Regions from separate parts of the Homo sapiens genome. Here region 2 is linked to region 1. Evidence: chromatin contacts called from ENCODE Hi-C or POLR2A ChIA-PET data. All regions are on one chromosome and are shown on one strand. The core of a region is the stretch at or near the end of the contact, and the rest is flanking DNA. Distances in the headings are between cores, read along the strand shown. Region 1 holds the start of CD72 (CD72 molecule). Region 2 holds the start of OR13J1 (olfactory receptor family 13 subfamily J member 1).

Region 1 (4,654 bases), core at 703-3,202:
GCCCTGGCTGGAAACCAAACCCAAAGCTAAGGAGGTGGTGGTAGTGACTATGATCCCTGCTGAGGAAGATCAGCTTTGGGGCGAGAGTCGGGACGAAAGTCGTTCGGTGTAAGTGGGAAGTAGGGACAGCCTTACTCACAGCGCACTCCCAGGCAGATGGCGGTCACTCCTAACAGCAGGCAGGTGAGGAGCAGGCCGAGCAGGAGGTATCGCAGGCAGGTTGTGCGGCCTTAGGGGGACAGTGGGATGGATGAGGGCAGTCAGCCCCCGTAAAGAATGTAGAGAGGAAGGGACAGGTCCGTGGGGGAGACCCCTGGGGAAGGCATCCCTAAGAGGAGGGCGGTGCAGAGCTGAGGGGGCAAGCATGGTGGTTTCTGTCGGGTAGCGGGGTGTTTCGCAGGTAGGGGAGAGGGTGTTCCAGAATCAGTGCTGGTGGGGACTCGGGGGCGTTACCTGGGAGAAGGGGAAGGAAATATCAGACGGAGAGAGGGGAAGGGGGGCAGGTAGGTGAATTGGGACCATCCGCAGGGGGGCGGTGCACGTCGGATTCAGGCGCACCGGATGAAGGTGAATGTGGCACGGCAGCCCGGGCGTCGGAAGGACTGCGCCCGGGTTTATCCCGGAAGGAGCTGCACCCCGCGGGGCCCAGCGCCATCCGCAGCCGGGACAGGCGCGAGCACTTGGCCCCGCGGCTGCCCCGCACAGGCACACTCACAGGGGAGAATCCGCCCGACAGCTGGTGACGTCACGGCTCTCCAGGACGCAGTTGGCTGCTCCGACTTGACCGCTGTCGAGGGGAGCATCCAGTGTGAGACCGGAAGCCCCGAGTGTTGCCCCTTCTCCTCCTGCGCACCCGCTTCGCCCTCGCCACTGGGAAACTCCAGTCTGCCCTACGTTGCCTGCTAGAGCTGCTCTGGGACACAGTGTCACTCTCCTGAGTTCCTCCTCTGCCCGGGACTCTCTCGGCTTCCTCCTGGGTCTCACTGTATCTTTTCCCGGGACCCCCTCATCTCTCCTAGTTCTCCCTTTATCGTTTCCTCAGAGGCCCCTTATCTGTCGGCTCCAAACCCTCTCCCCCTTTGCTCTCATCCATCTCCCATCACCTCTTTTCCCTCCCATGGCTCCCCGTTTCCCATTAGAACTCATCCCCCACAGGGCTGCCCTATCCCTCCGCAGCCCTTATCTCCCCGAAAGGGGTCTCCACCTTGCGGGAGGAATCTTTCTTCCTCCCCTGGCTCCCATTTATCCTGTTCCTATTCTTCTGTTTCCTAAGAACCGCCCTCCTCCTTTCCCCAGGGTATTGTGCTCTCAAGAATACTGAGGGCCATGGCATGGGGGCGCACGCCTGCAATCCCAACACTTTGGGAGGCCAGGGCAGGAGGATCACTTGAGCCCAGGAGGTCGAGGCTGCAGTGAGCCATGATCACACCACTGCACTCCAGCCTGAGTGACAGAACAAGACCCTGTCTCAAGAACAACAACAAAAACATTGTGGACTCCCCAGCTCAAGACACAGCCCCCCAACAAACACACATCCCCCAGGCTCTCCAGACCTGCTTTGTCCCCTAGTACAGAAGAAGCCAAGCTTGAGGGCACCCCTAGGACTGCGGGCACTTGAACATTCTCGTAGGTGATTTCCCCATCATCATCAGCCCCTGGGTCTAGAGAGAAGAGAAAAGGGACCAAGGTGGGATTTGGGAATGGGATCTGTGGGGCGGGAAGTGGGGATGCAGGATCAAGGGGAGGCCTCATCCCCCTTACCCTGTCCTAACCGGCTGGAGATGCTCTTCTTCAGGGGAGCCTTCACAAACCTCAGATCTGCATAGGTGATGGCCTCAGCCATGGTCCTGAGCAGCTCTGCCCCCACTCGTCTTCCCTGTCATCCACTGTCCTCCCTTGCCCCTCTCGTCTCTGTCCGTTTACAACTAGGCTCTGTGTTCCCTCTGTGACTGCACGGCTTAGCAATTGGCCCTGTGACTTCCAGTCACAAAAGAGGAAGGTGTTAGCAAGTCTCAAACAGATGGGCTCAATGAAGCAGAAGGCATCCCTGGGCCAGGGCCAGAGGGGCCACGGAGGGGACGCTGAGGTCCAGAACACAGGGGTAGGGGATGGGCCTGTCCCCATGTCCTCCCTGTGCTTCCTCTCCATGCATCTTAAACCCATATGGGCCATGCTGGGCCCCAAACTCGGTCCTTCTGGTTATCTGCCCTGATCTGCCCCACCCTCCTCCTGGCTGCCTTGTCCACTGGGGCTTATGATGTGTAGCTGGAGCTGCACTGACCCAGACGATCTCCCCAGCTCCAGGGTGAGGCTCCGTTCTCCCCATGAGACTGGGGGTTCCTGGTTTGCATCCCTCGCTTCTCATCATCCTGGGGGTTCCAGTAACTGGGGGTTCAGGAACAGGCCTGGGCCAGAGGTGAAGGTAAGGAAGAGCCATGGCTGCAGCACCTCTGGAAAGGCAAGTGGCAGCACTGCCCCCCATGCACCCTCATGGGGAGCCAGGGAGCAGGTGAGCAAGGGAGTTGCAGAGGGCTTAAGAAGGCTGCAGCTTCCTAGGTGAAGTCAAGGCAGAGGAGCAGAACAGAGCCAGAGGCCGAGCGCAGATTCCGGACCAGCGGAGGTCTTGACATTTTCTTGGTTTGGTTTTGGTTCGTCTCTTACTTTCCTAGCAAAGTTCTTTCTTTAAAAAGTCCCAAAGCTGTCCCTTCCCACCCAGCCCCAAGGAAAAAGGGGGCATTTGTGGCGGAGGACCCAGGGACCGCGAGGCCCTCATAGGTGGTGGGGGCCTGGCTGATGGAGGAGAGAGGGAACCAGTTGGGGGAAAGGGGGCTGCTGAGCAGGGGTGCCCAAAGGTGCTCCCTAATGTTCTTTTACCGGGATGTGACCCCTACTAGGAACCCCAAAATGGCCTACATCCGGGATAGGAAGGAGCTAGAACAAGATGTAGTGTGGGGGTGGGAAGAACCCGCCCCTAGCAAAGTGACATCCGCCCCGCAGAATCCCCCTCCTGCAGCTGTGGGGAGGAAAAAGGAAGGGGGAAAAGGTCCTCACCACATGCCAACAGCTCGGATGATTGGTGGTGTGTGGCAGGACACTGCCAGGGACCCTAGAGCTCTGCCAATAGCTCCGCCCAGCCAGCCCTAGAGGAAGTGGCCACTGAGGCAAAGCTGTGACCTCAAAAATGTACTTGTAGAGAGGCACGTGTGCATGTGTGTGCATGGATATGCATGTTCCCAGGACTTTGCAGTCTGTTAGGGCATCTGTGAGGTGAGCGGCTATGTCAGAGCCTGCCTGGAGGAGGAAGCCTTCTGTGGGCTGAAGGCTGCCTGTGATCACTGTTATTTTCCATGGCAGAGAATGACGGGTCATTTTCAGAAAAGTCGTCAAAGGTCATCACAAGAGATCCTACAAGTATTTCCTTTTTGAAGCTCACTGTTTCCTAAGGTGCCTCTGCAGCTGTTAACTGTCCTTGCTTGATTAAAGTTTCCAACAACCTAGACCTTCCCCCAGATACAGAGAGTGGTATGTGGTGGTGACTCCCTGGGGACCTCAGGGGCCCTGAGAGTGAGTGGGAGGGTATAGAGCAGCTGGTGGCAGGGGTGGGTGGGGTGGGAAGAGTCAAATACTTGAACCTGTGGTGTACAGGGGGTGGGTGTGGGCAGTGTGTGAGTAAATCAATTGCAGGAACATTTGCAGGAGTTCCACAAACTGTAGAATGTCCCAGTTTTCAGATCCAATACACAGGTGAACATGATGTAGATGCCAGGTAAAATGCCAAAACCAAGCTTCTAGTCTGCACTCAAAAAGGTGTCTGTGGCCAACATAGTGAAACCCCGTCTCTACTACAAAATACAAAAAAATTAGCCTGGTGTGGTGGCTCGAACCTGTAGTCCCAGCTACTCAGGAGGCTGAGGCAGGAGAATCGCTTGAACCCAGGAGGTGGAGGTTGCAGTGAGCCAAGATCACACCATTGCACTCCAGCCTAGGCAACAAGAGCAAAGCTCCATCTCCAAAAAAAAAAAAAAAAATGGAATACATGGGCTTGCTGCCTAACTTGACCTGTAGAGAGGCTTAAGAAGGGGATCTCCTGGCCGGCATGGTGGCTCACACCTGTAATCCCAGCACTTTGGGAGGCTGAGGTGGGCGGATCACCTGAGGTCAGGAATTTGAGACTAGCCTGGCAAACATGGTGAAATCCCATCTGTATTAAAAATACAAAATTAGCTGAGAATGGTGGCATGTGCCTGTAATTCCAGCTACTAGGGAGGCTGAGAATTGCTTGAACCCGGGAGGCAGAGGTTGCAGTGAGCCGAGATTGTGCCCATCCTGGGCCACAGAGTGAGACTCTGTCTCCAAAAATAAAAAAAAATAAAAAAAAGAAGGGGATCCCCAGATGGAACTGCACACCGCAATATCTTGAATGTCTTAACCAGGCTTGTTCTATATTTTTCTCCTCTTTAGCTCTTTTGGTGATGGTTACATATCTTTTCATCACAGGCCGCATTCGCTTCTGTCTTAGACCAGCTTGTAGCCTTCCTTTGTGAACAGGGTAAGAGAGTAGGATCCTTCCCCTTCCCCACGTGTGTCACTTGGGGTCTTTACAGTTTTGACATTCACATTACATTTAGAGGCTGGACATCAGAAAAGATACCTG
Region 2 (4,654 bases), core at 1,065-3,564, 250 kb after region 1:
TGGGCTGGATGATTGGTGTCCCAGGGCCTGACAGGTCTGGGAATCTTGGACTTTGGGCCTTGTGATGGTTAATACTGAGTGTCAACTTCTTTGGATCGTGGGATACAAAGTATGAATCCTGGGTGTGTTCTGTGTGGGTGTTGCCAAAAGAGATTCACATTTGAGTCAGTGGGCTGGGGAAGGCAGATCCACCCTAATCTGGTGGGCATGATCTAATCAGTTTCCAGTGAATATAAAGCAGGCAGAAAAACGTGAAAAGGAGAGACGGGCCTAGCCTCCGAGCCTACATCTTTCTCCCATGCTGGATGTTTCCGTCCCTTGAACAATGGACTCCAAGTTCTTCAGTCTGGGGACTCGGACTGGTTCTCCTTGCTCCTCAGCCTATTGTGGAACCTTGTGATCGTGTAAGTTAATACTTAATAAACTCCTCTATCCTATTAGTTCTGTCCCTCTAAGAGAACCCTGACTAATACAGGCCTCATTGCTGCCTCTACTGTCACCTACCAGGGAAGCTGGGCCATTCTCGTCATCTGTGGACTCCGTCTCAGCTCTGCTCAGTTTTGGGAAGAACTCTAGGCTCTGCCATTGTCACCCCTACATTGACATGTTAATATCTCTATTTAAGAAACTTGTGCAGGGCCTAGAGTTGGGCAAGGCTGGACCTTGGGAGAGAGTAGAATCTGACACTCCCTGCTCTTGGAGTAATGCTGAAAACACAGAGGGGCACAGCAAGAGGAGCAAGGTGGGGTGGCTTCCTGGTGGAGGTGGCATTTGAGCTGGGCCTGAAGGGTCAGGCAGTCAGTCCTTTTACATATGGAGAAGTGTGCTGGGGATAGGGGAGGGGGTGCTGCCTCGTGGGGAGAAACAAGGAGAGCACAGAGCTGGGTGGTGCAGGGCATGTGGGGGCCACAACTGGCTGGTGTGTGTGGCTGTGAGGAGGGAGATGGGGTGGGAGGGGAGGAAGGCTGGGGAGCCAGTCAGGCAGGGCCAGCTTGTGAGGGCCTCAAATGCCCCACTGAAAAGCTTCCACTTTGTTCTGAGAACAGTGGGGAGCCACCTAGGGATTTCAGTGAGAAGAGTGATGCAATCACATGTGCATTTCAAAAAGATGCCCCATGAAGGAGAGATTGGAGGGAGGAACAGGACTGAAGTCTTGGGACCAGCCAGGAGGCTGGTGTGAAGGCCAGGGTGATGCTGAGAGCAGAGGGTGATTTGGGGGCTGTTCTGTGGCAGGATCAGCGGGACTTGGTGCTGCCTTGCTGGGATGAAGATACCAGACCTGTAGCCCCAGCCCTGCCATGTCTTCACTGGCATTGGCATACGATGGCCTCAGCTACTAACCTGAGACCTGCGTCTGTACAGAGCCCCGCCCTCCCTCACCTGGAGGCCCGACTCCTGCCCCACACCTTCCTGGCGGCCTCCTTCACCTCCTTGTTCCTCAGGCTGTAGATGGTGGGGTTCAGCATGGTCGTGACCATGGCATAGAGGACTGTGAAGACCTCATCAGAGATGTGGGCTTCCTTACTCTTGGGCTTCAAGTACATGAAGATGATGGTGCCGTAGAAAAGCAGCACTACAGCCAGGTGTGCCAAGCAGGTGGAGAAGGCTTTGCAGCACCTGGCGGCCGAGGGCACCCTCAGGATGGTGGCCAGGATGAGCAAGTAGGACAGGCAGATGAATGCCAGGGGTACAGGCAGCAGCAGGATGGAGCCCGCCAGCAGGAAGTCTTCGCTGACCGACGTGTTGCCGCATGCCAGCTTCAGCACTGCCAGGATCTTGCAGGTGAAGTGACTGACCACGTGGTGGCCACAGAAGGGCAGCCTCATGGAGATGACCATCTCAGTCACCGACTTGAGGAGGCAGAGGACCCAGGCAGCTCCCATCAGCAGCACGCAGAGCCGGTGGCTCATGAGCACGTGGTACCTGAGTGGCTGGCAGATGGCCAGGTAGCGGTCATAGGCCGTGATGGCCAGTAGCAGGCACTCCGTGGAGCCCGTGGACAGGCTCAGACACATCTGGATGGCACAGACAGCAAAGGAGATGGTCTTCCGGGATGACAGGAGGTGGACCAGCATCAGAGGCACAAAGGTGGGCGTGTAGCAGATGTCCAGGGTAGAGAGGTTGCCCAGGAAGAAGTACACGGGCGTGTGCAGGTGGATATCTAGCACGCTCACCGCCATGATGGCTGTGTTCCCCAGGAGGGTCACCAGGTACATGGCTGAGCACAGAGGGAAGAGCAGATGCTCCAGGGCTGGGTAGCCAGAAAATCCTTTCAGAAAGAACTCGGACACCTCTGTTCTGTTGAGCGGCTCCATGCTGCAGAGTTCTGAAGAGATGGTCCACAGCTGGGATGGAAGGAGAGAGGGTACAGGGTGCGGGGAAGCTCACAGAGCCCTTTCTGGGACGAGGTGGACTGTCAGGATCTTTTCCAGCACTGCCACACTCACTGTCTGTGACGTCGGGCAATCCCTTTATCCTCTCTAGGCCTCAGTTTATCCATGTGAAAAATGAGCATTGATTTAGATCAGCATTCCCTGAGAGAATGTTAATGAGAACATTAGTAAGCAATCTGAAAAATCAATTTGAGACAACATTGGATTAATAAAAAATAAAGCTCTTTACTGCAGGACTTCTCAGAGCGTTTACTACGCTAATGTGATCTATGACTCCTGCAAAGCAATGTAGAACATCTGTACCCCAAACTTATTTGATCATGGATCCCCTTTTACAGAAAACCCATTAACCTACTGCAGATAAGTGTTCTATGAGCATAGTCTGGGAAACAGTAGGCTAGATCAACAGTTCTCAAACTTTAACATGCACCAGAATCACCTGGAAAGTTTGTTAAAACAGATTGTTGGGCCCCAAACCCAGTTTCTGACTCGGTGCGTCTGGGCGATGCTTCTGCTGCTGATGTAGGTACCACACTTTGAGGAACTAGTGGGCTAGGTGGTCTCTGAGCAGGTGGAGATTCTCCTGGCTTTAAGGAAGCCTCTGAGCCATCGCATTTGCTATTCCTTCTGTCTGGAATGTCCTCGGCCTGCAGTGGTCTGACCTGTCTCTTCAGGCCTACTCTAGTATCCATGAACAAAGCATACACCGTGCTGTGTGTTGGAGGGCTGCTGACCTTGAAGCCTATCGCTGGGCATGTTCCCCTGTCCCCTGCCCAGGGCCTGTTTCATTAGCTACCCTGTGTGGATTGGACCTTCACAATCTGCCTTCCTGTGGGTTTCCCAGCTAAAATCTGATGGAGCTTTTGGCCCAGCTCCAAACCCCTATGTTCTGTGGGCCAGAGCGAGGGCTGCTTTGACTTCATGAACTCCTAGGGTATTAGCATGGAACATGACCAGAGGCCAACTTGTTGGATCTCCCATTGTATAGATGGGGATGCTGAGGTCACACAACAGGTCTCTGGTGAGGTGAAGCTAGAATCCAGCCCTCCCAACAGTGTGACCCCTATACCATGCTCAGAGCAGGTGTATGCTTCTATTAGGTTTCAAACAATGCTTGTTCTTTTACCATTCTAGATGGATATCAGTGCCCCAGGTGCTGCCACAATCCTCTCACCAGCAAAAGAGCATGAGTCACCTCTCCTTAGTGTTCCAGGGTATCTGGCACGGTGTCATTAATCCCATGGGACACGATGCCAAATCCTGGGCCTGGGTGGAGCACAGTTCCTCTCAGTGCCTTCCTTGCAGGAGACCATTTCCGTCTTTTATTCCACCCTCACTTACTCATCCCAGAACCTAGAAGTAACTGAGGACCTGCTACATGTCAGGTGGTGCCAGATGTGAGGGAGCACTGATGACAGGTGTGCTCCCAGGCTGCTGAGTGCAAACCCTTCCTAGGCAGAGAGGACCCCCAAGTCTTCCATACCCAGCCTCACCGTCCCCCCACTCTTCCGTACCCAGCCTCACCCACCCCTCCCACTCTCCCATACCCATCCTTGTCCTCCCCCACCCTCCCATACCCAGCCTCCCCCTCCCCTGACTCTTCCATACCCAGCCTCACCCACCCTTCCCACTCTCCCATACCCAGACTCACCCTCCCCCCACTCTCCCATACCCAGCCTCACCCACCCTTCCCACTCTCCCATACCCAGCCTCACCCTTCCCTCACTCTTCCATACCCAGCCTCACCCACCCTTCCCACTCTCCCACTTTTCCAAAAGTAACTATTGTTATTAGTTTTGTGTATATCTATCCAGATACTTTTCTGGCCATTTGCATATGTATATCTATACATGGAAATAGGTCTTGTGACTTTTTAGTATGCTTTTTTGTTGCAGCTTTATTGAAGGATGGTTGATGTACAACTATATTTAAATCATATAATTTGATTAGTTTTAATGTATACAGTCATGAAACCATGACCACAATCAAGATAATGAACTTATCTAATATACCCACAATTTTTCTCATGCCCCTTGGTAATCCATTCCTTTCTTCCCCAACCAGGCAGCCACTGATTTGCTCTCTGTAACTGTAGATTACTTTCATTTTCTAGCATTTTACATAAAGGGAATTATGCAGAATGTACTCTTTTTAAAATCTGGCTTCTTTCACTCAGCGTGATTATTTTGAGAGTCATCCATGTTGTGTGAATCAATGGTTAGTTCTTTTTAAAAATAGCATCTTTATTGAGCTATAATTCA

What was found. A loop is a pair of places that touch in the nucleus more often than their neighbours do. ChIA-PET counts read pairs that join two places held with the same protein, here RNA polymerase II (POLR2A). Pooled maps may share reads with other maps.
Region 2: a loop to region 1 is called in a pooled map, with 2.3 times the contacts of the local background. The contact joins the promoter of OR13J1 here to the promoter of CD72 in region 1. A Hi-C loop is called at or near these places in 3 of 168 maps with a recorded cell type or tissue (CD4-positive, alpha-beta memory T cell, naive thymus-derived CD4-positive, alpha-beta T cell and tibial artery) and 6 of 50 pooled maps. POLR2A ChIA-PET finds 5 or more read pairs at or near these places in 1 of 52 experiments (naive thymus-derived CD4-positive, alpha-beta T cell).

Annotation. Positions count from the first base shown.
Region 1 is chr9:35,616,461-35,621,114 of GRCh38, forward strand. It overlaps CD72 (CD72 molecule), which reads right to left and starts at 1,953. Exons shown (of 9, transcript NM_001782.3): 1 at 1,762-1,953; 2 at 1,554-1,661; 3 at 716-787; 4 at 140-229. The coding sequence starts at 1,843. LOC124902148 (a long non-coding RNA gene) reads left to right here and starts at 4,461. Exons shown (of 2, transcript XR_007061470.1): 1 at 4,461-4,549. RefSeq lists enhancers at 1-368, 808-957.
Region 2 is chr9:35,868,087-35,872,740 of GRCh38, forward strand. OR13J1 (olfactory receptor family 13 subfamily J member 1) reads right to left here and starts at 2,315. Exons shown (of 1, transcript NM_001004487.1): 1 at 1,377-2,315. The coding sequence starts at 2,315. The coding sequence ends at 1,377.